Linked DNA regions of Homo sapiens: region 2 is linked to region 1. Evidence: read pairs that join two places in POLR2A ChIA-PET (ENCODE). Cell type or tissue: GM12878. All regions are shown on one strand. Links, peaks and the distances in the headings refer to the core of each region. The heading gives the core; the rest is flanking DNA.

Region 1 (16,061 bases), core at 5,370-10,369:
CTAACATAAGTGCCCATCAACAAATGAATGGATAAAGAAAATGTGGTATATAGACACAGTGGAATACTATTTGGCCATAAAAAAGGAATGAAATCCTGTCATTTGCAGCAACATGGATGGATCTGGAGGCCATTATCTGAAGTGAAATAAGCCAAGCACAAAAAGACAAATATTGCATGTTCTCATTTATATGTGGGGGCTAAAAAAAACAAAAAACAAAATTGATCACGTGGCAAGTGGAAAGATAGATAACAGAGACTGGGAAGAGTGAGTTAGGGGAAAAAGGAAAGGAGGAAGAGAAATGGGTTCAAGGGCACAAACATCCAGTTAGGTAGAAGGAATATGTTTGATAGCAGAGTAGAATGACTATAATTAACAAAAATGTGTGGTGCTTGGGTGATGGACGCCCTAGATACCTTGACTGGATCACTAGGCACTATATACATGTAACACAATTTCATATATACCCCATACATTTGTACAAATGAAAAAAATATAAGACATGTCTTCTGCTAATTATAGATTTCACTTCTATATGTTGGAATTCTGCCCGGTTAACATAACTCTTATATTTTCGGAGGTGTGTTTTTGAGTGAATTGCATATAAAGACGGCCTGATCAGATAGAACACTGTCCATCTACATTTCAGAAGGTCCCGATACCTTGGTCTACTCTGGCTACTTCTGTAGGACAGCATATTCGTCGACTAACGTGGACAGTGAAATATCGGGGGAGAACCTGCCCCCCCATGGTAGCTAGAGTGTTCTGGAATGCACCAGCGCTGCCGTTTCTGGAGGAGCAGTCTGTGCTGGGCTCTGCTTTACCTCGGGAAGGGCAGATTGGATAGTAAGGAATAGCTCGTGTGTAATCAGTGTGCGGAAAATAAACACTGTATGTGCATGATCTCACTCAATCCTCATCACAGCATGGTAGGTGGTACTATTAACACTTTATAGATGGGAACCTAAAGCTCAGGAAGGTCGAGCAACTTTTGCAGGGTCGCGGCGCTGGGAAGTGCTAGAGCCAAGACTGAAATCCAGAGCTGCTGAACCAGAACCCACCCTCAGGTTGTCCTGACCCACATATCCGCATGTGGTTACCTGTGTGCACATGCACACAGCCCTCCTGTCAGTCTGCAGCCATTGGCTGGCTGGCGGCATCTGGTTTGGACTGGCGCATCTTAGACTTGGACTGGCTCATCTCCCAGCCCCGACCCCGAGTGATACTGAATTAGCCTCCTTTAAAAGAGGCAAGATGCAGGAAAGGCCCCTCTGCGGGTAGAGAGGAGAGTGGGAAAGAGGATCTCCCGGGGATACTGACCGGCTCATGCATAAATCAGTAAGACAGGAGTTAGATGGGGTGTGACTTTCCGAGCTGCTGCCGCCAGCAACCACTGCTCAGACAACCACTTCACAACCCTAGGGGTTGTTGAGACGGTAGGAGTTCAGGAAGGGGTATCAAGTGCAGCCCTTGCAAAGGATGTATCTGAAATATATGTTAATTTTGACCTGCTGAAATATGAGAAACTTCACTACCCTCACCTTAGCTTGAAACAGGGAATGACATGTCCTTTGGTGGCCAGATTTGAGAGGTGTCAAAGTAAAAGGAGAAGGACGATTCACTACAACCACAGCCAGACTGGAGCTTCCACACCCAGGTGACTCATCTGAACGACTTTAACTCCCTAATAATTACACATGAGAATGTCTGCTCCATCATCCTTTAAGCCTGGTGCTGAGTTTTTCTCACAGTGGGGGTAGACACCTCCCTACTTTCTCTCTTTGCCTCTCCTGCTCCCTCTTCCTTGCCCTCAACATTCCATTGGAGATTTTCCAGTTTGTTCCATTACGGGTTAGTTCACTTGACCTCTTCAGAAACTAGCTATACAGGATCCAGAAGCAAAGGAGCAATTTTCCAGATCAAAAGTAGGCTCAATGTGGCAGCAAGTGGGATGCTCTCAGGAGGTGGTGGGGTGCTTTTGCTTAGGAGGGGAGAGCCCAGGAGCCCGCATTCCTGAAAAATGCTTTCCTGAGAGCTGCGGGTAATTTGCTTCAAAAAAAGTAACATGCAAAAGAGCCTTTTTGCCTGACAAGCACCTCCTGGGTAACATTTCCAAGCAAATAAGTTCTATTAGCTAATTCAGTGCTACTAAACATCTATGAGGAAACATTATGAGAAGATTCAAAAGCAGTAGGACATCTGGCCCTTGTGCTTATCTGTATTTGATAAGATGACACAGGAAGCAAATACAGAAAGCAACGTGTTAACAAGGGCAAAAGATCAAAATGGAAACTTAATACCTGCGTGTCACTACCTTCTGTTTAAAAGGGGAACTGGCTGAAGTCTTACCTTGACCCAAGAGAGAGCCTGTGAAATCTGCAGACACTTTCTGAAGTTGGGGACAACAGCTTCCAGCCAGAGGCAACGCAAGGAACCAAGTGCAGGGGCTGGTGGGAGGAGAGTTTCCTGCAGATCATGATTAGATAAGAGTAAGGACCTAGGTTTGGGGGAAAAGATGGTGGCAGCAGTGACCGGAGCCACGAAATGAGCCTGAAAATTCACACAGCCATCATGGGGCGTCTCACTTTAAGGAACTCAGAAGTTGGAGTCCCTGCCAGACAGCACTTAGGTGCAGGAGAGAGGAAGGGCGAGTCCAACAGGGCGTGCACTTAACCCTGGTCTGACCTTTCTGCCCGCCTGTGCACCTCCTCTGTGCATGAAGCAGGCAGCTCCTGGCTGTTGATAAAGTGCCGTGGACACCTTCTGCTTCGTGCAGATGCACGATGATGGGTTTGGGCTTTTATTCTGAATTCCAGTGAGGATGCTGGCAGGAAGGGAGTGCCTAGGTATGTTCCTAGAATATTGATATTTCAACATTGGTAGTGCTGAGCAGCAGCTTTCCTTGTGGCCTAACCTGGGAGGCCACGAGCATTGGTTAAAATGTCACCTGGGCTCTGACAAGCCCTTAACCATGGGTGAGGATACAGCCTGTGCTGCCTGCCAAATACGATTCCCAGAATGCCCCCTGAAGTTAGCTGGCACCACGGCAGAGTCAAGAATATCGGAGCAGGGAGGAGTGAAGAGGGATTTGGCACTGGCTTCCCGGTGGCTGGAAACAGTGTGTCAGCGTCACTGGACTCGCCGCCCAGCCAGCCAGCCAGGCCTCTCTCACCCCACCCTGTGCACTTGGGCTTGGGTTCGTGTCAGTGGCAGCTGCACAAAGCAGTTGCTGAGCTTAAGTTTCCCCACCCAGCCTTAGAACACATTCTGCCCTTTAGTCTAGGGAGGATGAAATCACCCCTTGTTCCGTGCAGCACTTCACTGGCACTTTCCTTTCATTGTGAGGCACTTGGCGTTTGGGCCCCGGTTCTGCACTGACCTCCCAGTGCTCTCCTCCGAATTTCCTACATTCTGACCTTCGTGGAGGGTGTGCCAGGTGCCGTTTGTAACAATGAGTTGAGCAGAGCCATGATCCTCCCTGAAGGAGCTTGTGTGCTAAGGGAGAGCATGGGGCGTGAGTCAGGTATACCCAGGAGTCTAGTCTGTGAGACTGTGCAGGACATGAGGGTTATGCACAGACATTGTTCCGTCAGCCACTGAAGACTCGCTTCACTGTGCATGAAACCACTTCTCCCCATTGGCTACTTCGTCCAACGATGTATGAGTTTGTACATGCTTATTATACACATGAAATACCTGCATACATGCACGTTTTCCTCAACTTGGCAGATCTGATAAGCTCCAAAAGTACATTTTCTCCCCACCGCCCATACCCTGACCCACCCTCCTGCTCCTGCCCCGACAGCACCACCACCGTGCTGCCCGGCTTGCCCTTTACTTCCAGACGTCCTAACTACATTTGTAACTCCCCTGCTTCAACTCCTTCATTTCCTGTGTATTCTAAATATTGACTGTGTCTGGTAGAGCTGGACTATAGTATATGATACTGAGAAGTGTGTCACCATAAAAATGCACTTATAAAACTGCTCTCACCTGGAAAATGTTCTGAATATGACTGTCTACATCAGGTATATATATTCAGAGTTCTTTAAAACCTGCGTCTTTACAATGAAGCCTACTGTCATGTCTCTAGGGAATGTGAGAATGAGGAAAAGAGGTTAGTATTTAGGGATAGTCATTTGTATGAGAAAGCTATACAAGGTGAACTAGACTGAGTTTCCACCTTTTACAAATCCTCTCTCTTCAGGGCCTCAGTTTTACCACCTATAAAATGAGGAAGTTGAATCAAAGGGTCTCTTGTGCCCTTTGTAGGGTCTAAGATTCCAATAAGCAACATTCAGAGTGCGGATAGGAGTTCGTGAAATATGAAACAGGAAGGTGTGATCCTTAGGGTCTGAGTCAGGGATCAGAGTACAAGGGGCTGGTTAGAAAAGGGGAGGGTTTGGAAAGGGTTAAGGAATTTGGAGACCATCCACATGGCCGATGATCTCTTTCCCCCTAAAGAGATCTAGCTGTGTGGAACCTTTCTTCCAAACCACTCTTAAGTCAATAACAGTGCTGGTACCCTTCTCAGTTCTTCATGAAGTCCTGTAGATGGCGAGACGGATAACATCTTCCATCACTTCTTTCTCGGTGTGTCTAGGCGGGACTGACCTTGAGTAAAACCATTTCAGCTCAGAGCTTTCCAGTATAAAAGCCCATCAGATGATAAAGCTGAGATGGAACGTGGTTGCGTTGAAGCAGCTTATTGGTGAGGATGTGTGTGTGTGTTTTCAAAGATAAATGTATCTTTCCCCGAAACAACAGCATAGAACTTTGGAAAGATGTTTCCCTAGGCTTAAAACAAACACAATGCATTGTTGTATAAAAGTAGTAATGGATCAAAGTTGAATACTACTGGAATCCAGAAAAGAATAGAAGAAAACCACGAAAATTGCTAAAATCCTCATACATAGCCACTGGGAATGTTCTGGCATATTTCTTAGCTAATTGAAAGTGCAGGGGAAGTTGCCTAAGCGAGATGTCATAAGCCAGCTTGGATGCTGATGTGGGGAGAAGGGTGAGTGAGCCTGATTGTTCTCTATTCAGAGTCTCAAATGGGCTCGCCCTGCCCTTGTCCAGCACGGGTGGCCGGCCCCACCTTTTTCTCCTCCTGTCCTCTGGTTTCCTCAGCCTGGCAGCCTAGGTGCCCAGGACCCAGCAAGTGTGCACCCTGTGTACCATGGTCCCTGTGCACCATGGCACCCTGTGGGTGCCCAGGAAATCCTCCACCGGTGGCCCCAGAATGACTTGAAAGGATTATTCTGAGGCTGGCTCTTCCTAGGGATTTCATCAGAAACGGGTGTGGTTCTCTCTGCTGGGATGAGCCCATCTTTGTTGCGCTGTATCATCCAAGAACAACTATGGAGTCTGGGAAGGGTGATTGGTCATTCCAGTCCAGCTGAAGATTATATAATGTGGCCTGTTTTGGTAATGTCATTCAGAGCTCAAAAACAGAACCAGACTGACACCTTGATTTATGCCGTTTGGATACCCTTCATGTGGCTTAGCTGGTAAAAAGAGAAATCAGTATCCCTAAAATTTTTATCCCAAAGAAAGAAAGGAACTATCTTTACCCAGGAGCTGAGCACTGAAATTAGAGTCAATACGTGGATTGCAGTGCTGACTCTATCCCAGCTCTAGGCAGATGACATACTGATTTATAATACTTTTGCATAATGCTTTCCAGTTTGTGGGACATTTTTATAGCCATCTGATCCTTACAGTAACCCAGTGAGGTAGCTGGTGAGGTGATCTCTTTCAAAAAAGAAAGAAAGAAAATAGACCAGGTTGGTGAGCTAGCTGACTTATACACTCATTCACCGTCCTGTATACACACAACTGAAACTCTTCTTATTACAGGCCATTGCTTTTTCTACTGACACACTAATGTCACAAGGCTGTGGCAGAAATGTACAGAACCTGTGAAATACAGGGATATTAATATGCATGTGGTCTGAAGTCACTGTACTTTTGGGACAAAGAGAACTGAATTCCTTGAATTTGGGGCTGGCCAACAAATTCCGGGTATGGAATCCCATTTTTAAAAAATTAATAGACTCACAGGATAGAAGAAGAAAAAAAATTAAAAAGAATAAAAGGATGATAATTTTTTAATAAGAAAAAATTACTAGACTTTATTTTTTAGAGCAGTTTGAAGTTTACAGAAAAATGGGGCAGAAAGTACAGAGTTCTCATACATGCCCTTCTCCTCCTGACTTCCTGCCAGTTTCCTCTGTTAGTAACGTTTTGTATTATTGTGGCCTGTTTGTTTGTTAAGATTTGATATGCCAATATTGGATACATTGATATTAATGTCCCTCCATCATTTGCTGCTTACTTTTCATGTTGTGCATTCTGTGGGTTTTCACCAATTCAAATGACACGTATCCACCTTTAGAATATCACACAGAATAGTTTCTGCTCTAAAAATCCTCTGCACACCTCCTATTTATCACTCCCTCCCTCCCTCCCCCTGAGCCTCAGGCTGTCTCTGATCTTACTGTGTCCAAAGATGGGATCCATTTTTTAGGGTTTTTTTTAAAACATGTATAACAGTTTTTTTTTTTTTTTTTTTTTTTTTGTGTGTGTGTGTGAAACGGAGTCCTGCTCTGTTGCCCAGGCTGGAGTGCATTGGCACCATCTCGGCTCACTGCAACCTCTGCCTCCTGGGTTCAAGCGATTCTCCTGCCTCAGCCTCCTGGGTAGCTGGGATTACAGGCACATGCCACCATGCCCAGCTAATTTTTTTGTATTTTTAGTAGAGACAGGGTTTCACTATGTTGGCCGGGTTGGTCTCGAACTCCTGACCTCAGGTGATCCGTCCACCTCAGCCTCCCAAAGCGCTGGGATTACAGGCGTGAGCCACCATGCCTGGCCTATAATAGATATTATTAAGTGGCATTTCAGAGCTACTGAACATAAAGATGACTATTTTTTCACCAAAACCAACAGATTCTGTGTTTTTGTTTTTGGAGGGTTTAGGTTTCATTTTGTTTTGCTGTGATCTTAGAAAAATTAGCTCTAAAGACTAATTTTTTTTTCTTCCTCTTCAATGAAAATAATCACCCTAGCTCATAAAAGGGACAAATGATTTAAAGTCCGTTAAGTGTCCCATATTCCTGCTTTTGAAGACATAAATATTATCTTCAAGCCTCCTCCTCCTGACATTTTCTGAGGGTTTAAATACATGGGGAGGCCAAATCTCTGTTTCCAGGCCTACCCCGTACCCCCTTCTAGTCGTTTCCATCACCTGAGCATCCCTAGGCATTCTGAGAACATCCAGTTTGTCTTCCTGCCTAGTGAGAGCAGTAGACATGAAGCTGCCATTTGAGTTGGAAAGACCATCTTCGCCTCCTTGCGTCTTCCCAGAGGGGATTCTCAAGGGCAGAGAAAGCAACAAGACCATTTTTCTAGGACCCATCTTCTCCCCCATGACCCTTTCTTTTGCCCTCAAGCCCCCCTCACCCTCAACGCCTCATTCTCTGATTTGGCTATAAAAGATTCCACAAAAATGTTCCATCGTTTAGGTGGTAAACGTAAAACTCTACCTGAGCAGACTTTCTCTGAGGAGGTGATTGATTACTCGGTAGTCTTTCTTAGAACAGCCTCTTCTTTTGAACCTGGGAAGAAAAAAAAATACCCCACTTCTCAGAATGATTCGCATTTGCATCATACAATCCAACTTCCTCCTCCGTCTGTCTGTCTTTGTCTCTCTCTCTCTCTCTCTCTCTCTCACACACACACACACACACACACTCACTCCCTCTCTCTGTCTCTCTCCCTCTTTCCAGTCAAGGACATTTCAAGAGGTTGGTCAGTACCACCCCCATATCTAAAACTTCAGTGTTTGCCTTCGCAGGGACTTTTCCAACTTTACCTAGAAAAGAACTAACCAGAACCTTAGCACTTGTGGTCAGCCTGCTTCCGGCTGTGGCTTCAGTTAGTTTGTCTGCTCCGAGAGAGGAAGCACTTGCTGTGACGGGAACTGTACTGGCTGGATTGTAGGAGGACCGGGGCAGACAGTGCCTAATGACATCGGTATGTGAGATGCCAGCAGCAAGGAGTGAGTGAAGCAAAGCAGACTGAAGCCAGAGTCAGACCCAGTGGCAGATGCGGCCGACAGATGCTCAGTGACCCCGTAATCCTCTCCCCACCTTCCCCTCCCAACCGCATATACACACACACACCCCAAGATAATTCACAACAGACAAAGCGTCTTAGCTGAAGATGACTTTTCCAAAAATCCATTAGAAGCCAAGACACTGAGACACGTTTTTGATCTTGAATAGATGATACAGGCAAGATTCTGCAAACATTTCTAGGCCTTCAGACGCTGGCTGGCTGGAGAGGCGTGGGTGACAGGCTTCACTGGAGTCATTCAGCACTCAAACAAGCTCAGAGTTTTGTATGAAAGTCTTAGCTAGAGAGAAAGTAATTGGATTCAGGTGTTCTCTCTGTGCCTATTCCAGTAACTGGGTTATAGTCTAAACATTTGCACTTTGAGATTTAGATTCTCTGTGCAGAGGGGGACCCTGTTGGTGGGGAACCTTATACCACACTAGAGCCTGTCCTACTGCACAGGATGCAAAGCCAACGGGAAATTGAGAGAACAGCTTGGCTAAAATTGCTAATTAATTTTAACTACCAGGTACTTCTTGGTAATTTGAGATTTAATTTCACAGCCCAGGATGATTATTTAATTAAAACACTGGTAACACCTAAATTTGGGGCTCTCCCCCACTTCAGTGCAGAAAAGATAAGAATGCTTGCCAGTGGGATCCCTCGTAGCCCAGCTTTTCATTATTAGATATTAAGGGAGGCACTGGGGGAGACTCTGTGTGGTGGTGATTGATAAATTTCTGGACCAGAAAATCCTTTTGCTATCTTTGCATTGAAGGCCTCCTGTGAAATGGAGAATGAGGCTTTATCCCTAGGATGGGAGCACATGGCCCATGTGGCCTGCACAAAGTATGACCTTCTTTGAAACGCCGTGTTTTAACATTTGATTGAGCACTTTGGGAGGTGGTGGTTGGATCACCTGAGGTCAGGAGTTCAAGACCAGTCTCTACTAAAAATACAAAAATTAGCCAGGCATTGTGGTGCATGCGTGTAGTCCCAGCTACTTAGGAAGCTGAGGCATGAGAATAGCTTGAACCCGGTAGATAGGCAGAGGTTGCAATGAGCTGAGATGGCGCCACTGCACTCCAGCCTGGGTGACACACCAAGACTCCGTCTCAAAAAAATAAATTGACCTTTCTATCTGGTCTACGTAACTTTTTGAATTTAATATAAAAATATTTCAATCATTTACCATTGATTAAAATGGATATTGTACATTCTAAAAAGATGCATTATTTCTTTTTATGGCTTTATGTACCCCTTGGGTGGGGCCATCAAGTCCCAGGATTACAGGTACGCCATGTAGCAGCACAAGACGCAGGGCATCAGTGCCTCTCCACCACCACTGAGGCGAGGGGCAGAGATGCCAGGAGCGGCCCTTGGCATGCTGATGGGCCCCATTCGTGTCTTCAGCACACACTCTTTAGACACTCACCCTTGGAGGTAGGGCCTCCGTGCAGCTCCACAGAGGCGAAGAACTATGCATTGAGACCTGGCCGGTGACCACAGTTCTTGGACTAAAGCAGCTTGAGAATAGAGACCTTGTCTTTCTCATCTTTAGATCCTCAGCGCTCAACCCCATGCAGGACACAGATATTGTAAAAGTTCAGTAAAAAGCTGTTGAATGGAGAAAGTCTGTGCATTTTGCATTTATTTGTTCAAAGACCCTTCTGAAATCATTGCCTAGAGGGCCAGGAGGTACATATGGCATGAAAGAAGGTGAGGAAAATTCTCATTTTAATCTGTAGTCATTTGGTCACTTGCTATTAGGAATGAGGGAGAGAAACTGTTCCTTAAACTTTCGGCTATGTGCAGACTCTTGCATTGGTTTTCTGGAGTCTTTCGAAGGCCTCATTAATGTGGACTCTGTTTGGAAATGTGTGTTTTCTATTTTTATAGAAGGTTTGCTAAGCAAATGAACATATGAAGGATTTGAAAGCCAGATTTTAGATGGATTCGCTAACATTTTAGGCAGTTTAGATTCATTTGCATGTCAGTAATAAGTGAGCTACAGGTGAGTTCCGACTGCTAGCAGTGAGGACTGTGAATGTCCATCCTCTCTCCTCTCCCCTGGTCTGGTAAGGCACGGCGGCCTTTCACAGAGTTCCTGCTTCCTTCTGTTTCCCTCTAGTCTTCAACAGTCCAAGCTGCTCCTGCCTGTCTGCCCTCATCCCCAGCTCCAGCCACACTGGAGCCTCACTGTGCCAGTGGCCTCTGTGAAATGCCCTCATGCTTGCCCAAGGGCTAACCTTCTTTAGGGCCAAGCCTTGCTTGAAGAGGATTTTAGCCAATCAATCAGTCACTGGTTGTTGGGTCTTACTTGGACACTACTCTCTCTACCGCTCCTAGATACAACATAGCCTGCATTATTCCTTAGTTAGTTTTTTATTTGTTTTCAGAGAGTCTTTCTGTCACCCAGGCTGTAGTGCGGTGGCACAATTATGACTCACTGCAGCTTCGACCTCCTGGGCTCAAACGATCCTCCTGCCCCAGCTTCCCGAGTGGCTAGGACTACAGGTGCCCACCACCACACCGAGCTAATTATTTTTATTTTTTATAGAGATGGAGTCTCACTCTATTGCCCAGGCCAGTCTCAAACTTCTGGCCTCATGCTATCCACCCACCTCGGCCTCCCAAAGCACTGGGATTACAGGCACCAGCCACCAGGACTGGCCTGTTAAAAAGAAAATCTAGATGGTCACTCTCCTTGACTAAATTGTAAGCACTTTGATGGCAGGAATTCTATCACATACTTAGGTATCAAAACTGTTTCTCCTTTGAGGGGGTCCAGGATGCAGTGACCATGTCTCTGTTGCTCACTGTAGTATCCTCAACATTGTTGTATCCAAAGTGGGACTTTGTATCTTTTTTCTTCAATTTGTTTTCCTCAATTGAGGTCAGTCTGCAAAAATAGGTAGCAGCCACCGTGAGTATCCAGGGCCTCGTGCTAAGTGATCTCTCTGCAGCTGTGCTTTGGTTTGTGGCTTCAGCAGCCCAGCCCACGTCATCCCTCCTCCCCTCGCCCTAGTGGGAGTGAGTGATCACCAGTGACCTGTCGCCTATGTGTGCCCTCTTCTGAAAAATGAGGTTTCCTCCTCAGAGTTGCATAGTCCTTGAACATGGGCTACTTCCTTGGTGGGAAGATGTGGCTGTGTCTGAAGGATTGACACAGGAGAGATGAGTACAGTCAACGATAGGCCACTGCAGCTGCACGGGAGAAAACTGGTTACAGGTGGGGAAGCACTTTGGGTTTCTCAGCTAGTCATCTCTGAAATGGAATATTTTTTAACGATCTTTTGCCCATTGCTCTGTGGTGGGAAATTGATGAATATAAGCTAATGTTAAGACACATGAATGAAGTGTTTATTCAGGGTATAGGAAGGTAGAGATTGCCATTTTTCTCCTCCAGCAGTCACGATAAGCAGCTCAGGCTTACTACTTAAGCATTTGTTATTAGGGTGCATGCAGAAGAAGAGTTGCATATCATTCTGTCCTTCCACAAGCTTTTATTAATATTGAATGTCTACTATGCTCTAGTCAGTATACTAAGGTGGTTCCTGCCTTCATAAAGCTCACAAACTAGTGACTGTGACCCTGCCCGCCCACCCACCAGTATCTTAAGCAAACACTCTATGACACCTTGTTGTCCATGTGGTATGACTGCTTGTGATATTTTTCATCTAGCTCTCTTATAGGGCTTCTATATTGCTAGATGGCCCTAGGTCAAGATACAGCTCAATGATCTCACTTGAGTTGTAATATTTAGACATGTCTCATGGAGTTTCATTATTTTAAATATATTGATGCCTTCTATTGTATACAGCAGAGGTGAGCAAACCCAGCCTGCTGCCCGCATTTGTAAATAAAGTTTTATTGGAACATGGACATACCCATTTATTTATTTACTGGTTGTTTGGGGGGTATAACGGAGTAGCTGAGTAGTTGTGACAGAGACCAGGTGGCCCACAAAGCTGAAAATATTGACACACAAAATGTCGCCGACCCCCACGGTGTACACAAAGCAACAATTATCCAGCATTCCGAGTGAGTGTGTGTGTGTGTGGGAGGGGGCTTGATTTGTTTTAGAAAGACCATTAAATGTATCCTTACAAGATAAAACTGGTCCAGGTGAGAATGACACCAGACATGTGGAATGAGTCAGTTTTCTTCCCCCTGTCTCATGCTAAGCTTTTCTTACTGTTCATTCCTGCCTCTCTGTACAGAACTTATGTATGCGGCATGCTCTTTGGGAGAAAGGCATATGTGGGCAGAAGGAAGTGAGGTGGGAGGAGGAGTTGTCCCATTCTGTTAACCAGTAGTGAGAAATACTGTTTACAGGCATAAGCTATAGACATCAAAAGGATGGGGATGGACGGGGGAGGAAACTGAATGGGCCTTTCTTAGGCTAGTTGCCAGCACCCATCAACCACTTCAGGCTGGAAGGAAAAGGAAACAAGAGGAGTGGTTTCTATAAGCTCATAAACGGGGACATTGACAGAAGAGCCTATTCCCCATTTTCAGCCTCTTAATGATCTCCTCACCCACGCAAACGCATACATGCACACGTATCTGTTAAGTGACAGAACACCTGGGACCTTAAAATTCACTTCACTTCAAGTGTTTGCAAAAGGTTTTCCCAGTATAATGCATTTTAAAATACACAGCATAATATGAGGCCCCTGGAGCAGTCAAATTCATGGAGACAGAAAATAGAATGGTGGTTGCCCGGGGCCGGCGGGAATGGGGTTAGTGTTTGATGGGGATGGAATTTCACTTGGGGAAGATAAAAAAATAGTTCTGGAAACAGATGATGGGGATGGTTGCACAGCAGTGTGAATGTACTTAATGCCACTAAACTGTATGCTTAAAATGGTTACAATGGTAAATTTTATGTTATGCATATTTTACCACAATTTTTTAAAAAAACCAAACTCATCAGCCATGTAATTTGCAAAGATCAGAGCAGCAGTGGCAGTATTCAGATTTGGAGATTAGGACTCTTGTTTAGAACCTATATTTCCCCTATATTTAAATTTAAAGTGGCTTCCTCTAAGAATTCAGAGTTCCATTGTATGCAATTAAAAAGATAGCTACTGAGCAATTAAAAAAATACACAGCACATAAGTTCTGCCATAGAAGGAGATAACCTAATGAGAGTTAGGAAACATGGCACGGTAAGCTGGCCTTTCTTGTTTTTACCTCTAGAAGTGACTCAGTCTTTTTTTTTTTTTTTTTTTTTTTTAATGTGGATTCTAGGAAAGAAACCTTGACTGGTTCCCCAGGATGAGAGCCATGTCATTGGTCAGCAGTGATTCTGAAGGAGAACAGAATGAGCTGAGAAACCTGCAGGAGAAGCTGGAGTCCACCATGAAACTTGTCACGAACCTTTCTGGCCAGCTGTCGGAATTAAAGGATCAGGTAAAGAAAGAAAATCCCAGCGCCTACCCTCCCATCACTATCCCCACCCACACCCACTATCACCACACCAAATCTGATGAGGAAAATCAGTAGTGCTTCATCTAGATGGAAAAGGGAGCCAGGCAACAGGGGACAAACCCACTCACTCCTCCAGTCTCCTCACCCCAATCCCCTTCACTGCCCTTTTCCAGGATAAAGCCATGGTGCTACTTTCAGTGCTGCTCAGGACATGGTTTTAATATGAAAAACAAAACCAAAAAAAAGGAGGGAAATGCAGACTACTTCAGTGAAGTACTGTCCAAAAACCACTATGCATAAAGCCATACCCTTTTTACTTTATGTACTGTGGAAGATTAAAAGCTGTTTCTTGTTTTGCTTCCTAGCCCTCAGACTTGTCAAATCCTCACCCCATATATTTAAATTCAGCATCCTAGGCTAAACCATAGTCATGGAAAAGCCCTTTTGGTTTCATTCTTTTCTCAGTGGCTTACTGAGTGGCTATCATAGTACAGGAATTATGCCAGGTGTTGGGGATAAAACAGTGAACAATATAGACATACTCCCTGATCTCACAGGCCTCAACCATCCACAGAAATACTGCCTGCACCCTGCTTCCTATCCGTAAGATAAATGCTTCGCCCTTATCTTATGGATAGGAAGCAGGATGCGGGCAGTACTGTGGGCAGAATTTAAATTGGAAACAGGCAGTTTCCAATTTAAAGTAAGTTGTAGGGGACATGTTTATACAAAACCGTGCGTACTCTGTTTCTGCCCTTTTGACTCCATTAAAATGAACATGCCACAGTCACCAGGTGGTTATCTAGTGATAGGATGCAGCTGTGTATTAAGGACTTGTACCCTGGGTGGTGAGAAGACCCTGATTGGTTTTATTAGTGCATTTCTGTAAGTGACTGGGATAATCATGTTCAGTTCAGCATTTTATGTGAGTTTCTGAAAGCTCTTTAATCAACTCCATAGACAAGATTATAGTGTTGCACAGCAATAGGCATGGGCCATGTCTGCACTGGAGGTAAGTTGCAAGGTACACCCACGGGTGATTTATCACTCTTACAAAGATGATAACTAATGAAGACCGCATCTAGAATGCTCTTACTGGAGATGGTTTACAGAGCATTTTTAATCATCATACTTAGATTTATATTAATATTTCTTTTCAAACTAAATTATTCCAAACTGTGCCCTGAGATACCATTTGGCCTCAAGTTCTTTTCTTTCGTCTGTATTAAGGTGCAAATAAAAAAGACTAGTAGGAAAAGAAGGCCTTATTTATGAAGGTTGTCTATAGCTCTGAGCTTGGTAGCTACATAAAATGAGTAATAACCTAAATAAGTAAAACTAATGAAGATCTAACTAGATTACTTTGCTTAATATTAACATTTTACCCGCCCCCCGCCGTGAAACATTTGGCAGATGTTCTGCAGGACTCATGAGGACATTGGTGGCTACAGCTGCTTCTGGCACTGCCCCCCCAACCCCCCAGTGAGGTGAACTTCTTTACACATCCAGCAAGCTTTAGTTATCTTCTTCTCCCATTTGAGATAACTGTGGCTACAAGAATCTCAGTTAAATCAGATGTTTAAATTAGGTGCCAAAAAATCTTACAGACACTGAACTAATACTTAAATAAAGGAACACTTCAGTTCTCCATAAAATCTGGTGTCATTTTCCAAAGAAACAGAGGATCTTTGTTTCACACCCGTGGTACTGGAATTGCAACAGTGAGGCATTCTAGCTCTCACATGCCAATGCGAGTGGCATTCATTCTTGCTCACTCATTTCTGCTTCTCATTGTCACACTTGGAGGCTCTTTGGGGGTATGTTTCAGTTGATCTGAGAAACTGGGTGTTACCAATTTACTAGAGAGTTTCTTAAAATGTATCTGAAACAAACTATTAATGGGCATTCTGTGGTGGTAAAACCAGGCAACGCCTCCCTACACTATCTGTCCTTTCAGAGCTAAGAATCTGTTATTTTGAATTGTTCACGAAGAGTGATTCTGACTCTGCTTCAGTGCACACTTTACAAACCATTGAGCCTCATCAAAGGAGTGAGTTGAGCTGAGGAATTAGAGTAAAGAATACAGGTATAGTGCCGGGCGTGGTGGCTCACGCCTGTAATCCCAACATTTTGGGAGGACAAGGAGGGTGGATCACCTGAGGTCAGGAGTTCGAGACCAGCCTGACCAACATGGAGAAACCCTGTCTTTACTAAAAATACAAAATTAGCTGGACGTGGTGGCACATGCCTGTGATCACAGCTACTCAGGAGGCTGAGGCAGGAGAATCGCTTGAACCCAGGAGGCGGAGGTTGTGGTGAGCCGAGATCACGTCACTGCACTCCAGCCTGGGCAACAAGAGTGAAATTCCATCTCAAAAAAAAAAAAAGAATAGAGGTATAGGACAGTATCCGAGACTTCAGATGCCATCTCACCTCATTCCCTTATTTTCTTGATGAGGATACCAAAGGAGCCCAGAAGGTTCTTAGGCATTGCCAGGGCAGGA
Region 2 (16,061 bases), core at 7,351-12,350, 120 kb after region 1:
AGACATCTGGGCTAGAACATAGACCGGGGAGTATCAGCATGTGAATGGTAATAGGAACCATGGAAGCATGAGTCTGTACGACTGTCCAGAGATGGTCACTCCTCTTTGTTTCCACTGCTGCCCTTGGTCACTCCCAGAGCTTCTAGCAGGTCTCTCTATCGCCCTTCCTGCCACCTCTGTTCTCTTCTCAGTTCAGCAGCTACAGTGATTCTTTTGATGATCGGATGACTTCATGCTTCTCAAAATTCCCCTGTAACCCTTCATCTCACTCAGAAAACACAAATGCCTGACCATAATTTACAAGGTCCTACAGGACCCCGGGAGCCTGAGATTTCTTCAACTTCATCTCCTGATGTTCACTCGTTTCCACCACAGGGGACAACCTTCTTGTCTTCAAACCTTTCAGACATGCTCCTTGCTTTCAGGTCTCTGAAATACTACTCTCTCTGCCAGAAATGCTGACATAGGTACATGTCAGGTCTTTTGCCTTTTTTAAGGCTTTGCTCAAATATCATCATCTCAAAAAGGCCTATTCTGAGTACCCTTCTTTAAATTGCCCTCCCCTTCCCCTGCGTACTCCCTACTTCCCTTCCCCTTCCCTGTTGATTTTCTTTTCTAAAGCACTTATCAACTTCTAGCTTTTGCAAAAATTTATTTTATTATGTGTACATTTAAAAATTTATCCAAGGGCAGGAACGACTTTTGTTTGCCTGTTTTGTTTATTAAGGTATCCAATGTACCTAGAAAAATGCCTGGCATAAAGTACATTATGTTATAGTTTATATAATTTCTATGTAAAAATACAAATTATAATTTAAAATAATTTGTATTTCTACATAGAAATGATATAAAGTATAATCTATATGTAGATTATTCACTTATGAATTAAAAAATATATATCTTTTGAATATTGAATGAAATCTAAGACAGAATTCTGAGAAACTCTAACATTAAGTGTTGGGCAGAATTTCCAAAAGAAAATTGATAAGGAGCTTCCTGTAAAACCAAAGAAAGCTTGGAGATAATGCTGTAACTGAATAAAAGGGAAAAATATCTCAGGAACCAAGAAGTTCAACAGTGTCAAATGTTGGTCAAGAGTCAAATGAGGTGAAGACTGAAAAACCTCCATTGAATGTAACAACAAGGAGAAGGTTGCCTTGGTAAGAGAAGTTTCAATGACACATGGATAACACAACTTAGAAAATGTTAAATAAAGCTTACAAAGAGTTAAAACAAAAGAAAAGAGCATAAAAATTTAAACTATGAAATCATCAAGCTTATACAATTCAGATATTGGATTGTATAATTTGTCACTATTGTGGCTATATAACAGAGCATCCCAAAACTTAATGGTTTAAGACAGCAACCATTGTACTGTGGCTCATGAGTCTGTGGGTGGATTGGGCTCAGGTTGGCATTTCTTCATCACATGAAGCCAGCTGGTGCTGCAGCCATCTAGGGCAGGGCTCAGCAAACTTTCCCATAGAGGACCAAATAACAGATACATTAGGCCTTGTGGACCATATGGTCAACTGGCATGATGATTCAGCCATACCATTGTTGTGACAAAGTAGTCATAGATAATATATAAATCAAAGGGCGTAGCTGTGTTCCAATAAAACTTGATTTACAGAAATCAGATGGCGGACCAGATTTCACTGAAAGGCACTGTTTGACCACCCATGATTTAAGGGCTCAGTCTGGTGTGATACATTCAAGATGGCTCACTCTTGGAGTGCCTTGGCACTGCTCTGTGTGGTCTTCTGACACCCACCCTCCATGTGACTTGGGCTTCTTAGAGCATGGTGGCTGGTTCCAAGAGTGAAAAGCAGAAGTTGACAGGCTTAGGCCTGGAGCTTGCATTACTTCCATCACAGTCCATTGGTTAAAATGAGCCCCAGGGCCAGTCCAGATTCAAGGGAGCGGGTTATGAAAGGGTGTAAGTACCAGGAGGCATGGTTCACCAAATGTTACAGACCATCACACAATTCTAAGAGGTTTGCTTGTCAAAACTGTGTTTCATTCCACATTCTGTCTGGAGACCCTCACCTAAGGGAAATGTTTGGTGACTTGTGAAGCCATCCTTTGATCCTTTCAAGAATTATCTTCTTGACATCACTTTAAAGAATCCATGATTTGGCCAGGCATGGTGGCTCATGCCTGTAATCCCAGCAGTTTGGGAGGCCGAGGCAGGCAGATAACCTGGGGTCAGGAGTTTGAGACCAGTCTGGCCAAAATGGCGAAAGCCCATCTCTACTAAAAATACAAAAAATTAGCCGGGCATGGTGGCGGGCACCTGTAATCCCAGCTACTTGGGAGGCTGAGGCAGGAGAATTGCTTGAACCCGGGAGGTGGAGGTTGCAGTGAGCTGAAATCACGCCATTGCACTCCAGCCTGGGCAACAAGAGCAAAACTCCAACTCCGTCTAAAAAAAAAAAAAAAAAAAAAAAAAAAGAATCTATGATTCATTACTTAAAGACAACAGTTCCTTCCTCCCATTAGCTTGAGAAAACTCTAGGTCTTCTGACACCCACCCTTAAAAATGCTGTTTCCAATCCACTGCACTTAAGCTAAAAGGCACTACAACCCATTAAACTTAGATTACAAATATGATAGAAAATGGTTTTTAGTAGTAAGATTAAAGCAATCATACTTAACTACTTAAAGATCTATCAAAGTGCTGTTATTTTACAAAAGTAAACTATAATCTATATTAGAATATTCACTTATGAATTTCAAAAATATTCATTAAACATTCATAAATTGTTAGGTCTTATGCTAGGTTTTGGTAAATACAGCCATCATTTTGCTCTTAATGTAGAACTGTAGGCCATTAGTTGACCTTTAGTATACAGTAAAACAAAGACTGCATGAGATAAAATTTTCTCAGTGAAGTGGGAAAAAAAGGAAGCATTTAGGTTCTCATAAAATTATTGAACCACAAGAAAATTGAAGGCATATATATTTTTAGGTTGGTATTTTAGTGAACCATATGGTCTGATATAACCAGATCATTTTAATCAAACATTATCATTCTATTGATAAGAAGGTAATACTAGCTGGCTGGGCACAGTAGCTCATGCCTGTAATCTCAGCACTTTGGGAGGCCAAGGCAGGTGGATTACCTGAGGCCAGGAGTTTGAGACCAGCCTGGCAAACATAGCAAAACCCCATCTCTACTAAAAATACAAAAAAAATTAGTCAGGCTTGGTGGCATGCACTTGTAATCCCAGCTACTCGGGAGGCTGAGGCAGGAGAACTGCTTGAACCCAGGAGGTGGAGGCTGCAGTGAGCTGAGATTGTGCCATTGTACTCCAGCCTGGGCAACAAGAGCAAAACTCTGTCTCAAAAGAAAAAAAAAAAAGAAGAAGAAGAAGGAGGTAATACTAGCCAGGTGCGGTGGTGCACCTACAGTCGCAGCTACTCGGGAGCCTGAGGTGGGAGGTCGCTTCAGTCCAGGAGTTCAGAGCTGCAGTGTGCTGTGATAGTACCTGTGAATAGGCTCTGCCCTCCAGCCCGGGCAACATAACAAGACTCTGTCTCTTAAAAAAATACATATGTAATAAATGAAAACCATTTTTTAAAAGGTAATACTAGAACATTATGAGAAGAACTGATTTTACTCTTTAAAAAGTGTGACCCAAAAAATGCTGAACACGCTGTCAGAGATATGTGGTTGTAAGCCAGAGGATATGAGATGCCACCAGGTGAATATAGCACATCTTCCCGTGTCAATTGCACTTAAATGTTCTAGGAGGAAAACATTTTAACTGTTAAGTGCTTTAAAACATAATTCTAGCTGGGCATAGTGGTATGTGCTTATAGTCCCAGCTTCTTGGGAAGCTAAGGCTGGAGGATCACTTGAGCCCAGGAGTTTGAGGCCAGTCTGGGCAACATAGCAAGACCCCTGTCTCTAAAAATAAAAATAAAAATAAGGCATAATTCTTATCACAATACAATAAAGCTACAAAATATTTTAAAGGCCTTTACAGGTGAAAATTTAAATCTTGTCTATTAAACAACAATGAGGATTGGTCAGATATGAGCCTGTAAAAAAAAAAAAAAAACACTTAGGTGAAAGTGGGCATAAAAACTGCAATGGTGGCATTTCTAAAAAAGAATAGTAATGAGGCCAGGTGCAGTGACTCATGCCTGGAATCCCAGCACTTTGGAAGGCCAAGGCAGGTGGATTGTTTGAGGCCAGGAGTTCGAGATTTGCCTGGGCAACATTGCGAAACCCTGTCTCTACTGAAAATACAAAAATCAGCCGGGCATGGTGGCACGTACCTATAGTCCCAGCAACTCAGGGGGCTGAGGCAAGAGAATCACCTGAGCCTTGGCAGGTAGAGGCTGCAGTGAGCCATGATTGGTCCACTGCACTGCAGCCTGGGTGAAGAGTGAGACCCTGTCTGAAAAAAAAATAATAATAAATAATAATAATAATGAAATCACTGTATATGAGAATTTATGGGATACATTAGACTAGTGATCAGAGGGAAATTCATAGCCTTAAATGCTTACATTAATAAAAATAAAAAGAGGAAAACAAGTGAATTAAACTCCAACTCAAATAAGCTAGAAAAATAACAACAAAATCAACCAAAAGAAAACATAAGGAAAGGAATAATACATATTGAAGTAGAAATTAAAGGGCTTAAAAAAACAGGAAAATGATAAAACTACATAAATTAAAATGGTGGTTCCTTGGGCAGAGGGAAACAGTAGCCAACCTAATCAAGAAAACAAAGAAGAAAACATAAATCTATAAAAAAGAAAAGTGACAAATAACTTTTATCATGGAGGAATTTTTTTAAATCATGAGAGACTACATTGCATAATCATACATAAATAAATGTGAAAACTTTTGAAATGGATAACTTCCTAGGAATACAGTTTTACAAAATTGACCCCAGGAGAGAGAAAATGCTTAAGCAGACACATTTCCAAAGAATTGTTAAAGAAAGTTTCAAAGAACTACCCCATTAAAAGCCATCACACTCAGACAGTTTCACAAGAGAATTCCAGAAAACCTTCAAAATTCAAATAGTACCAATGCTACATGAATTATTCCAGAGCATAGAAAATAGAAAAAGGCTTCTAAATTTTTTATAAAGCAGGATTAACATTTATACTTAAACCTAACAAATACAGTGCATGCACACACAAATATAAATCATTCTAACCTACAAATATTGATGCAAAAAAACAAATGAAACATTCACAAACAGAATCTAATACCTCATTTAGAAATACATCATGATCAAGTAGAGTTTATTTCAGGAATGCAAGAATGGTTTGATATTAGCAAATTCATTAAAATAATTCATCATATTAATGTAAGAACAGTTATATAATAATTTCTATAAAAGTTGAAAAGGATTTTGATAAACATCAACACTCATTTCAAATAAAAAATTCTTAATAAAATAGGAGGATGGATATATGGTTAACATAATAAAAATACTTAAGTCAAAAGCCAACTTTTTATTTAATTGGAAAAAATTGGTGACATTCTCACTAAAGTCAGACATATGGCAAGGATGCCAAGTATATCTACTACTATTTAACACAGTATAGAAGGTATCAGCCAATGCAGTTAGGCAGAAGGAAGCAATTTGAAGCATAAGAATTGAAAGAGCAGAAGTAAAACTATGTACATTTCCAGATGATATGGTAGTATGCCTGTAAAACCCAAGAGGTTAAATGATAAAACTAACTCAAACAATAAAGTAATTCAATAATATAAAAGGGTATAAAATTAACCTTCAGAAACCAATAGCTTCATATACACAAACAATGACCGACTAGTTAGAAGGAATCATGAAAGCAAAAACCCCATTTACAATAGCAACAATAATAAAGATAAAAACTTAGGTATTAATAAGAAATGTGCAAAAGTTATAAGAGGAAATCTGTAAAACATTCTTAAAAGATATAAGTATACACTTGATGGAAAGACATCCTTTGTTTTCAGAAAGTATGACTATCATAAAAATGTTACTTATTCTTAAATTATAAATTTAATGCATTTCCAATGAAAAGTACCAATAAGTTTTTGTTTCAAAACTTCAAATATATATATATACATATTCACACACATATACATACACATATTTGTGTATATATACACATACATATACACACAAATAGGTTTATATATACACATATATATAAACATATACATATATACATACCTATTTGTGTGCTTTATTTTAAATAAGTATATATACTTATTTTTATATTTGTATATATGTATATATATTTTATTTGTATATGTGTATATATGTATACAAATAGGTATATATATGTATGTGTGTATATATACCTATTTGTATGGGGTGTGAGTGTATGTGTATATACACCTATACAAATATATACTTATTTAATGCCTATATCTATTTGTATGGGTATATACATACACACACATATATACAAATATATATAATACCTATTTGCGTGTGTACATATATATATATATACTTATTTATTTAAAATAAAGCACACAAGAATTGCTAGAAAAACTAAAAAAAGACAAAGAGGTAGAAGTAACCCTAATAGACATGAACACATACTATAAGACCTCTAGAAGTAAAATTGTGTGGTACTGGAGGATAAGTAGACTAGTAGAAAAGAATGAAAAGTGAAGAAATAGACCTGAGTATGTAGGGAAAATTAGCTTTAGATACATATTTAGGATAAATTTCCAAAAGCGAGATTGCTGGGGCAAAGGGTCAATATAGCTCTTTTTAGGTATTGCCAAATTCCCCTTCACTGGGGCTGTTCTTTTGCATTCCCACCAGCAGGTGAGAATGCCCATTTCCCTCCCAGCCTCACCAACAGTGTGTACTGTCAAGGTTTTGATTTTTGCCACTGATATAGATGAAAGTGGTGTCTCAGTGTTTTAATTTGCATTCTCTTATTATGAGTTAAGCTTAATAACTTTCCATTTAAGAGCAATTTATAGATTTTTATGTCTTTCTTTTTTATTAAGGCATAATTGACGTACAACAAGATGTACAGCTCTCAAGTGTGTGGTTCCATAAGTGTTGACAGTTGAATATATCTGTGTAGCCACCACTGAGCACAATCTGTAGAACACTGCCATCCCCCTAGAACTTCCCTCTGACTCCTTTCCTGTCAATCCTCCCACCCACTCCAGAAGCAACCACTTTCTGGTTTGTATTCTCATAAATTACCTTTGCTTGTATAAATGGAATGTAAACGGAATATGCAATAATGTATATCTGATTATTTCATGTATCTAATGTTTTTGCTCAACATAATTTTTCAGAATTCATCCATGTTGTGTGTTGAGCATTATTTCTTTTTATTACTGATCTTCTAGGGATATAATGTTTGCAGAATTAATTTTTCTCTCCTAATGGTTTCTCATTGTTGAAGAACTGAGTTGCAAATATGGAAAGTGAGAAAAATAGAATGAATTCTATAGTGTTGGATTGGAATTGGAGCTACCAGTATGAACTGAGTTTTTAATATGTATAGATACATATAGAAGTATTTGAAGATATGTGTGGCTATATCTCAGTACGTGCATGCATATATACAGACAAGTATTCCCTGGCTCTGTCTCCTTACAGAGCCTGGGAGTAGTGTCGTTCCAACAGTAATAAGCACACCTTCCACCTATACCTTGGTTTCTAAATATCATTTTCTATGATAAGGAATCAGGATTCTTTGGAGAAATGACTGTTTCCAGAGTTAGGGAGAAGAAAGTACAAGTGTGAGTCTGGAACATCTTCTCACAGACAGTAAGGACACGTTCAAAAGCTGATGTGGCTATCTCAAAAGGACAGGAGTGCCAGCCTGAAGGTATTTTGGCCACATTTCAGATAATATGAAACATCAAAATGAATAAAGACAGTAATAGATTTTTATGCATCATTATTACTAATTGTTACTAAAAATGTAAAAATTAATGTTAGGTGGAGGGAAATTTTTTAACAGAATAATACTAAGTAATAAATGTAGAAGAAAGGATAGAAACATCACCATTTCACAACTGCCATACTAATAATTGATTCAGACAAAAATCACCATTGGGTGGAAGGTTGTTGGAAAACAGGATATTCACATGATCTCGTGAATTACTTATTATACAGGGAAATTGGAGTGTTATAATGGTGGATTTGGCAGGCATGATTATAACCAAGTGATCAAAGTTAACATCACCAAGTAAGTTATATCATGTGCCCCTGAGGGGATGCACTAAGTATATAGTATTCCAGACAAAATTGTTGATTCCAACCATAAGGAAAAAACCATAGATTTCCAAATTAAGGGACGTTTGGCAAAACAACTGGAACTTGAGCTCCAAATATATCAATGGTGTGAGAGACAAAGAGAGGAGACTAAAGCAATACGACAACGATATGCAATGAAGCATCCTTGATTGGATACCAGAGCAGGAGGGAAACAAACCATAACACTTTAAAGACATCACTGAGGCTAGGCGCAGTGGCCCATGCCTGTAATCCTAGCACGTTGGGAGGCTGAGGCGGGTGGATCGCTTGAGGTCAGGAATTTGAGACCAGTCCCTGGGCAACATTGCGAAACCTTGTCTCTACAAAAAAATACCAAAAATTAGCTGGGCGTGGTGACACCCGCCTGTGGTCCTAGTTACTAGGAAGGCTGAGGCAGGAGCATTGCTTGAGCCTGGGAGGTCAAGGCTGCAGTGAGCCAAGATCATGTCACTGCACTCCAGCCTGGGTGACAGAGTGAGACCCTGTCAAAAAAAAAAAAAAAAGCGCATTATTGAGACATTTGGGAAAAATCTGAATATAGATTATGTTCCATAATGTTCCTATATGTTAGATAATAACATTGCATTAATGTTAAACATCTTGAGTTCAATAATTACATTGTAGTCATGTAGGAGAATGTCTTTGTTCTTAGAAAATATATGCTGGAGTATTGAAGGGTGAAGTGTCGTTTTACCCACAACTCTTTTTTTTTTTTTTTTTTTTTGAGACAGAGTCTCGCTCTGTCCCCCAGGCTGGAGTGCAGTGGTGCAATCTCGGCTCACTGCAAGCTCTGCCTCCTGGGTTCACGCCATTCTCCTGCCTCAGCCTCCTGAGTAGCTGGGACTACAGGTGCCTACCACCGCGTCCGGCTAATTTTTTGTATTTTTAGTAGAGACGGGGTTTCACCGTGGTCTCGATCTCCTGACCTCATGATCCACCCGCCTCGGCCTCCCCAAGAGCTGTGATTACAGGCCTGAGCCACCGCGCCCAGCCTACCCACAACTAACACTTAATTGGTTTAGAAAAAAAAGTAAATATACACGTGTTTTTGTTTGTGTCCCTTTCTCTTTATATATGTGTGTGAAGAGAGAAAGAAATAAAGTGAATGTAGTAAAATGTTAACAATTGTTGAAACTTAAGGATAATGTTGGTAGTGTTGGTACTATGTTTTCAACTTTTCTGTAGGTTTGAAATTTTTCATAATAAAAATTTGGGATTTTTTTCTTTTTTTTTTTTTTAGATAGGGTCTTGCTCTGTTTCCCAGACTGGAGTGCAGTGGTGCCCAGCCAGTCGTCCCACCTCAGCCTCCTGAGTAGCTTGGGACCACAAGTGTGCATCACCATTCTTGGCTAATTAAAAAAAAAAAAAAAGTTATAGAGACAGGATCTCCCTATGTTGCGTAGGCTGGTCTTGAACCCCTGGACTCAAGCGAACCTCCAGCCTTGGCCTCCTAAAGTTCTGGGATTACAGACATGAGCCACTGCGTCCGGCCAGAACATTATTTTTAATTAGAAATAAGAGACTTCCAAAAAATGTTAGGTCTGAATATGTCTGCTTTGAGCTTTTACCTTCAGGAAATAAAAACTCACTATCTTTGAAGTTACTTCAAGAAGGCTCCTTCAATGGGGATCCTTAAGAAGCTTTGCCTGGGGGATAGGACATCTCCCTTTGGGGCTAGCTGGTGTCTTCAGTTGTTTGGGCAAGTCAAGGTCATAGTCTGGAGTAGATACATTCCTCTGGCAGTAGCAACCACACCTTCAGGGAACTGCCTCTCCTCAGTCATGTGCTTCTCTTGTGGTTGCCAATCATGCGACCCTGTCCCCGGGCCAAAGGATGGGCAAGTAATCCAGGCCTGGCCAACAATGTACCCCAGCACCCTAGTCACAGTGATTAGCTCAGGGAAGGGTGTGGGACCTTAGCTGGGCCAATCAGGCTCCTATCCTGATATCTTATTTATGGGTGCCAGGAGACTTTTATTTATTTATTTATTTATTTATTTATTTATTTATTTATTTATTTCTGAATGCTGCTACTTTCCCCTGGGATCCTTTGGCTAGCGTGATATCAATCTGGAGCTCCTCCGAGAATCCAGATTATTATGATTAACAGCTGTGCCCTTCCACAGGGTGATGTGGAGGCAGAATGAGAAGCAGTTGGCTTTGCTTCAGGGTCCCTGAAGGTGATCTTCCGGCTCCTGGGGCCTCTGTTTCTGAACTACAGGCAACATCTTATGCCACAGACCGAATTCTATTCTGTAGACCACATGGCACATATGCAAGTGTATGCGCCCCTCCACCAAATGTCTCCTTGTTTGCTCAAAGTCCTACCCTCTCATTGGTCATTCTTTCCATAGACATGGTAGGCCAACTGTGAGCAAAACCTTGAGCAAAGTGCTGTGGCCCGGTGCTTCCCAAACATCACATTGGCCACCTAAAATCCCCCAGAAGCCTTCCAAACACAGCTCTCTGGGTCCCATTCCCAGAAGTTTTGACAAGAGAATCTGTATGTTTAACAAGCCACCCAGGTAATTTGAAGGCCTGTTTGGGTTTGGAAAACACTGCAGGGGCAGAGAGGAATATCAAGGTAAATGTGGCTCAAAGTCATCTCTCAGGGAGCATTTAGATGAGGGAAAAGGATAAGGCAACTGAGCTAATTACACTATGAAGCAGGAATCAGTGCTGGGTACCAAGAGAACCCTTCCCAGCCTCGTGGAGGCGGGAAAGCTGACCAGTCCTAAGGTCATGCTGAGTCTTGCTGACGGGCACTCATGGGTTCTCCCTCCTCATTATCAAGCCTGCTTGGATCTCAAAACAGTGCCTTCCAAGGAAGGAGTCAACCTATATTTCAGCAAGTTCACACTGGAGAGTTGGGGAAATCAGACCATTTGGGGAATTCCTACTGATGCCTTTTTCTTTTGAGATAGGATCTCACTCTGTCACCCAGGCTGGAGTACAGTGGTGCCACCATGGCTCACTGCAGCTTCCGCATCCTGGGCTCAAGCAATTCTCCCACCTCAACCTCCTGAATAGTTGGGACCACAGAGGTGCACGACCATGCCCACTACTTTTTTGTTTTTTGTTTTGGTAGAGATGCGGTCTCCCTATGTTGCCCAGGCTTGTCTCAAACTCCTGGGCTCAAGTGATTCTCCTGCCTTGGCCTCCCAAAGTGCTGGGTTACAGGCATGAGCCACTTAGCCTGGCCTCCTGCTGATGCCTTTTAATGGAAAGAAAGGGAAGGTTGGAGGAGTGTGTGTGTGTGTGTGTGTGTGCACTGTGGTGTGCTGTGATGTGCTGTTTGTGTGTGTGTGTGTGTGTGTGTGTGTGTGTGTATGTATGTGGTGTGTAGTCTTAACTAGGGCTCTTGGCCAGCATGTGTTCACTACATTCTTGTCAAGCGAGAGAGTGTTTCATGGAGCCAAATAAAACTCCAAGTGACCTTTTCATCATATCAGAGTGTGTCATTGTGGATGAAAAGCACGGTGCATTGTAGTCATAATCACTGTTTTTTATTGGCCACCCATTAACATGCTGAGGAACATAATAGCCGCTTTACATACATTCTCATTTAATCCTCGCAGAACCCCATGAAATTAGGACTATTTTTTTGTTGTTGTTTAACAGATGGAGAAACTGAAACTTAGAGGGGTCAGTACAACCTTCTGTTTATGTTTTTTTAAAGTGTTTTTGTGAATGATCTTTAATAGATATTATAACCAAATGTACGTCAGTTAAGTTGCAAGCTTTCTTCTTCAAATATTTATTTGATGAATATTTATTGAGCCTCTATTATGTGCATAGTCCCTACTAGGTGTGATAGGAAAGACTGAAAAATATCACAAATAGCTCTTTTCCCTAAGGAGCAGTTAATTTGGTCTGGAGGTACAACAATCAAAGGATAGGCCAGGGGCAGAGGCTCATGCCTACAATTCCAGTTCTCTGGGAGGCCAAGGTGGGCAGATTGCTTGAGCTCAGGAGTTTGAGACCAGTTGCGCAACATAGTGAGACCCTGTTTCTTCAAAAAAATAAAAAAACACTGGGTGTGGTGGCACATGCCTGTAGTCCCAGCTACTCAGGAGGCTGAGGTGGGGAGAATTGCTTGAGCCCAGGGGGCAGAGGTTATAGTGAGCCAAGATCGCAACACCACACTCCAGCCTGGGCTACAGAGCCAGACTGACTCAAAAATAAAACAAAACAAAAAACATCGAAGGATTTTTTTTTTTGAGCTGCTTTCCCTGTTTGTGTTGTGCTTTTACAGCAATTATCAAATTGCATTTGGACTTAAGTTGTGCAAGTCTCTGCTCCTCCTTAGCCCCTTAGGGGTAAGGAACTCCATTTCACTCACCTTTGTATTCTCAGCACATAGTAAGTGCTTAATCAACGTTGATGAATCAATGAACTGATAAACTGGAATTTGGAGAGTGTGAATAAACATTCTAATCCTTTCTCAGATGCTGAAGAGCTTAATGAAACTTGCAAAGAAATCTAAATCCAGAATAGAAAATAGCTATTATTGAGCAAGGAAAACTTTTCAAACTAATGAGTACATTCCATACACAACCATTCAAAGTATTTCTTAACCAGCGTCCCTGGATGTCCCATGAGATGTTAATAAGTATTTCTTTAAAAAGAAGAAAAACTTCCACAGTCCAGTACATTTGGGAAATGCAGGGTTAGATAGGATTTCCTTACTGCAGGAGATCTCAGAGCCTTTAATAGACAGGCGTGCACTGTGTATAAACCAGAAGCTGTAAGTAGTTTGAAGAATATACTGTACATGGTAAGCAATATTTTCCAAATGTGTCTGACAGTGGACACTTCAGGGTAGCAGTGGAGGGAGTAAAGAAAAGAATTAATTGCAGGGTCAAGACTAGAATAAGGTAAAGGAGACAGCTAGGGCGCAAGATCTAAGAAAGTACCTACTTGCACGAAAACACTAGCACAACCCTGAGACTGAGGGTCTCCTTACATGCTGCACCCTGGTCACCTTGCTTCATCCCAGGCCCAGACCAGGGGTAATCATTTTGTTTCTGTTTGTTGTTGTTGTTTGTTTTTAAATCAGTACTCTACAAACAAGGAAGGGGTAATCATTTTGAAGATGACGACAAACATTTCTGAATCTTCTTTTCCCCTATTTTGTCATGATTCTGGCTCAATTTTAGAGTTGTGAGTTGTGGAGGCCTTTCCTGGCCCTGGCCCCAAGGCAGAGCCTTCTATGGAGTTCTGGCCAAGGACACGGGAACCCAGTTGGTGCATGGAGCAGGATCAGGCAGCCCCTTCAGACTGGTTCAGGAAAAGGAAATCCAAATGGAATGAGTCTGTTCTACACACCAGAAGAAGTTGCCAGTTGCTCAATTTCCTTTCTTTCTTCTCCTTTTTTTTTTGAGTTGGAGTCTTGCTCTGTCACCTAGGCTGGAGTGCAGTGGTGCAATCTCGGCTCGCTGCAGCAGCCTCCACCTCCTGGGTTGAAGCAACTCTCATGCTTCAGCCTCCCCAGTAGCTGGGATTATAGGCAGGTGCCACCATGTTTGGCTAATTTTTGTATTTTTAGTAGAGACGGAGTTTCACCATGTTGGTCAGGCTGGTCTTGAACTCCTGGCCTCAAGTGATCTGCCTACTTTAGCCTCCCAAAGTGCTGGGATTACAGGTGTGAGCCACTGAGCCTGGCCCCCTTCATTCTTGAAAACAACAGAGATTAAGAGAACGTCAATAAAGAATTCCCTAATGACTAGGATAATGACTGGCACTCAGTAAGTTGAATGAATGAGTGAATGAATAATGAAAAAATAAATAGAAGAGGAGCCATGAAAAGCATCACAGAATAAACAAATATGAATCAGAGAGGTCCCTGACATCTCTCTCTTTTTTAATTGTGTTCCTTTGCACTATGACGATAACTGCCCTCTCCGTGCAGTCTCTCCTCTGAACCGGATGTTCTGCTTAGATCTTTGGGTTTTTCCATTTGTACAGTCTCCTTATTAATGTCCCTCCCAACGTAAAGTCCTGTTTGATCTTAGAGCTAATGAGTAAAGCTGGGTGGGGCAAAAAGCCCGAGAAAAAACTGTTCAAGAAAGCGTGTACACTCTGCAAACTCTCTTTCTTTCCGTCATCCATTTTATTTCTTCCGGTTTCTTTTCTTTTCTTTTTTTTTTTTTTTTTTGAGATGGAGTCTCACTCTGTTCCCCAGGCTGGAGTACAGTGGCACAATCTCGGCTTACTGCAACCTCCACCTCCTGGGCTCAAGCAATTCTCCTGCCTCAGCCTCCCGAGTAGCTGGGATTACAGGTGTTTGCCACCCGCCTGGCTAATTTTTGTATTTTTAGTGGAGACGGGATTTCACCATGTTTGCCAGGCTGGTCTCGAACCCCTGACCTCAGGTGATCTGCCTGCTTCAGCCCCCCAAAGTGCTATCCCATTTCTTTAAATCCGTGAAAACAATCATCTTGAAGGGTTGCAAGCTTGTCCAGCCTGCCTTATTTTGTTGTTGTTGTTCTGTTTTGTTTGTTTTAGGTTTTGGCATTCTGAAGCCGTGGTTTTTAGTTTCTGTCTCTAGTGATAAGTGGAAAAGAGGGATGAGGAAGGGGCTTTACTGGCCCAACCAGAAAGAGAAACTAAGAACCCATGACTGTATTCTCTTCCTTGGACACCCCTATACTAGTGACAGATACTCAGCGGCACTTAATATACTCATGAGTTCAGTGTCTTTTTAGCTCTTAGGCACTCCGCTCCTTTTTTTTTCTTTTGAGATGGAGTCATGCTCTGTCGCCCAGGCTGGAGAGCAGTGGCGCAATCTCGGCTCACTGCAAGCTCTGCCTCCCGGATTCAAGCGATTCTCCTGCCTCAACCTCCCCAGTAGCTGGGATTACAGGCGCCCGCCACCACACCCGGCTAATTTTTGTGTTTTTAGTAGAGATGGGGTTTCACCATGTTGGCCAGGATGGTCTCAAACTCGTGACCTCAGGTGATCCGCCCAACTCAGCCTCCCAAAGTACTGGGATTATAGGCGTGAGCCACAGTGCCCGGCCACCCCACTTCCTCTTAAGTGAAAATACTTCAGGGTAAATTCAATCTAAATAAATGTAGTGAAATATATGGTTTTTAAATACTACGTTGGCATGATAACCATGCCCATTCAGAAAGCATGCTGAAATATTAGATAATGAGCAAAGCTTCACTTGTTTGGTCATTAATCTAATTAAACTATTATAAGCAACTGATATTAAAATACCATTTTTGTATATCATAGTCCAGTTAAATAATTAAAAAGCCAAAAGGGCATATTTCCAGAATTAAAATGGCTACCGTGTTTACCAAATATCTTTAAACTTCCAGGCCAATGATTTGGTTTCCTGAGAATTGCCATCAGAAATTTAACACTCCAGATCCAGAAATCTGAAAAAACATCTTTCTGTGTTTCTCAGGACCTCATCTGACATGCTGGTGTAAATGGAGACTATGCCTGCACTATCCCATTAAATTATCAATTTATCTTGCCTCTTAAACATTTTCAATATTCCATCTCTTTTGGTATTTGCATTTCATTAGACCAGACCATTTTAAGTAACAATACCTATTTTCCCTTGATGACAAAACATTTCGACCAGCGCATAAGATGTTTGTAATACATTTAATAATTTCTATAATCAAGTGGTTGAATCTATAAGGATCCATGCATCCTCATAGACGAATGCAGGTTGGAGGGTAAACCTTACCCTCCAAACTGCAGACACTAGAGATCAAAGGCTGCCAAGTTTCCACGCCGTTTCTGTGTTTATGTTTGCATGCTTTTTTGGAACCATTTCAC

What was found. ChIA-PET counts read pairs that join two places held together with the same protein. Peaks named below come from ENCODE experiments on the same cell type or tissue, not always from the same donor. Only the 100,000 strongest peaks of a DNase experiment are listed, where the experiment ranks them.
Region 2: POLR2A ChIA-PET joins it to region 1 with 7 read pairs; 4 of 35 experiments call an interaction of 5 or more read pairs at or near these places.

Annotation. Positions count from the first base shown.
Region 1 is chr3:4,823,397-4,839,457 of GRCh38, forward strand. It overlaps ITPR1 (inositol 1,4,5-trisphosphate receptor type 1), which reads left to right. Exons shown (of 62, transcript NM_001378452.1): 61 at 13,378-13,539. LOC124906209 (a long non-coding RNA gene) reads right to left here. Exons shown (of 5, transcript XR_007095795.1): 3 at 7,551-7,622; 4 at 2,350-2,466. Among named protein-coding and RNA genes, the nearest start is that of EGOT, 80 kb to the left of the region's middle. RefSeq lists enhancers at 1,149-1,649, 11,277-11,546. In GM12878, for the core only: no CTCF peak of the experiment used is centred there; a DNase peak (open chromatin) is centred at 7,905; H3K4me3 peaks cover 823 bases; H3K27ac peaks cover 2,126 bases.
Region 2 is chr3:4,936,957-4,953,017 of GRCh38, forward strand. All of the region lies in intron 1 of BHLHE40-AS1 (BHLHE40 antisense RNA 1), which reads right to left. Among named protein-coding and RNA genes, the nearest start is that of BHLHE40, 34 kb to the right of the region's middle. RefSeq lists a silencer at 9,062-9,226. In GM12878, for the core only: no CTCF peak of the experiment used is centred there; no DNase peak of the experiment used is centred there.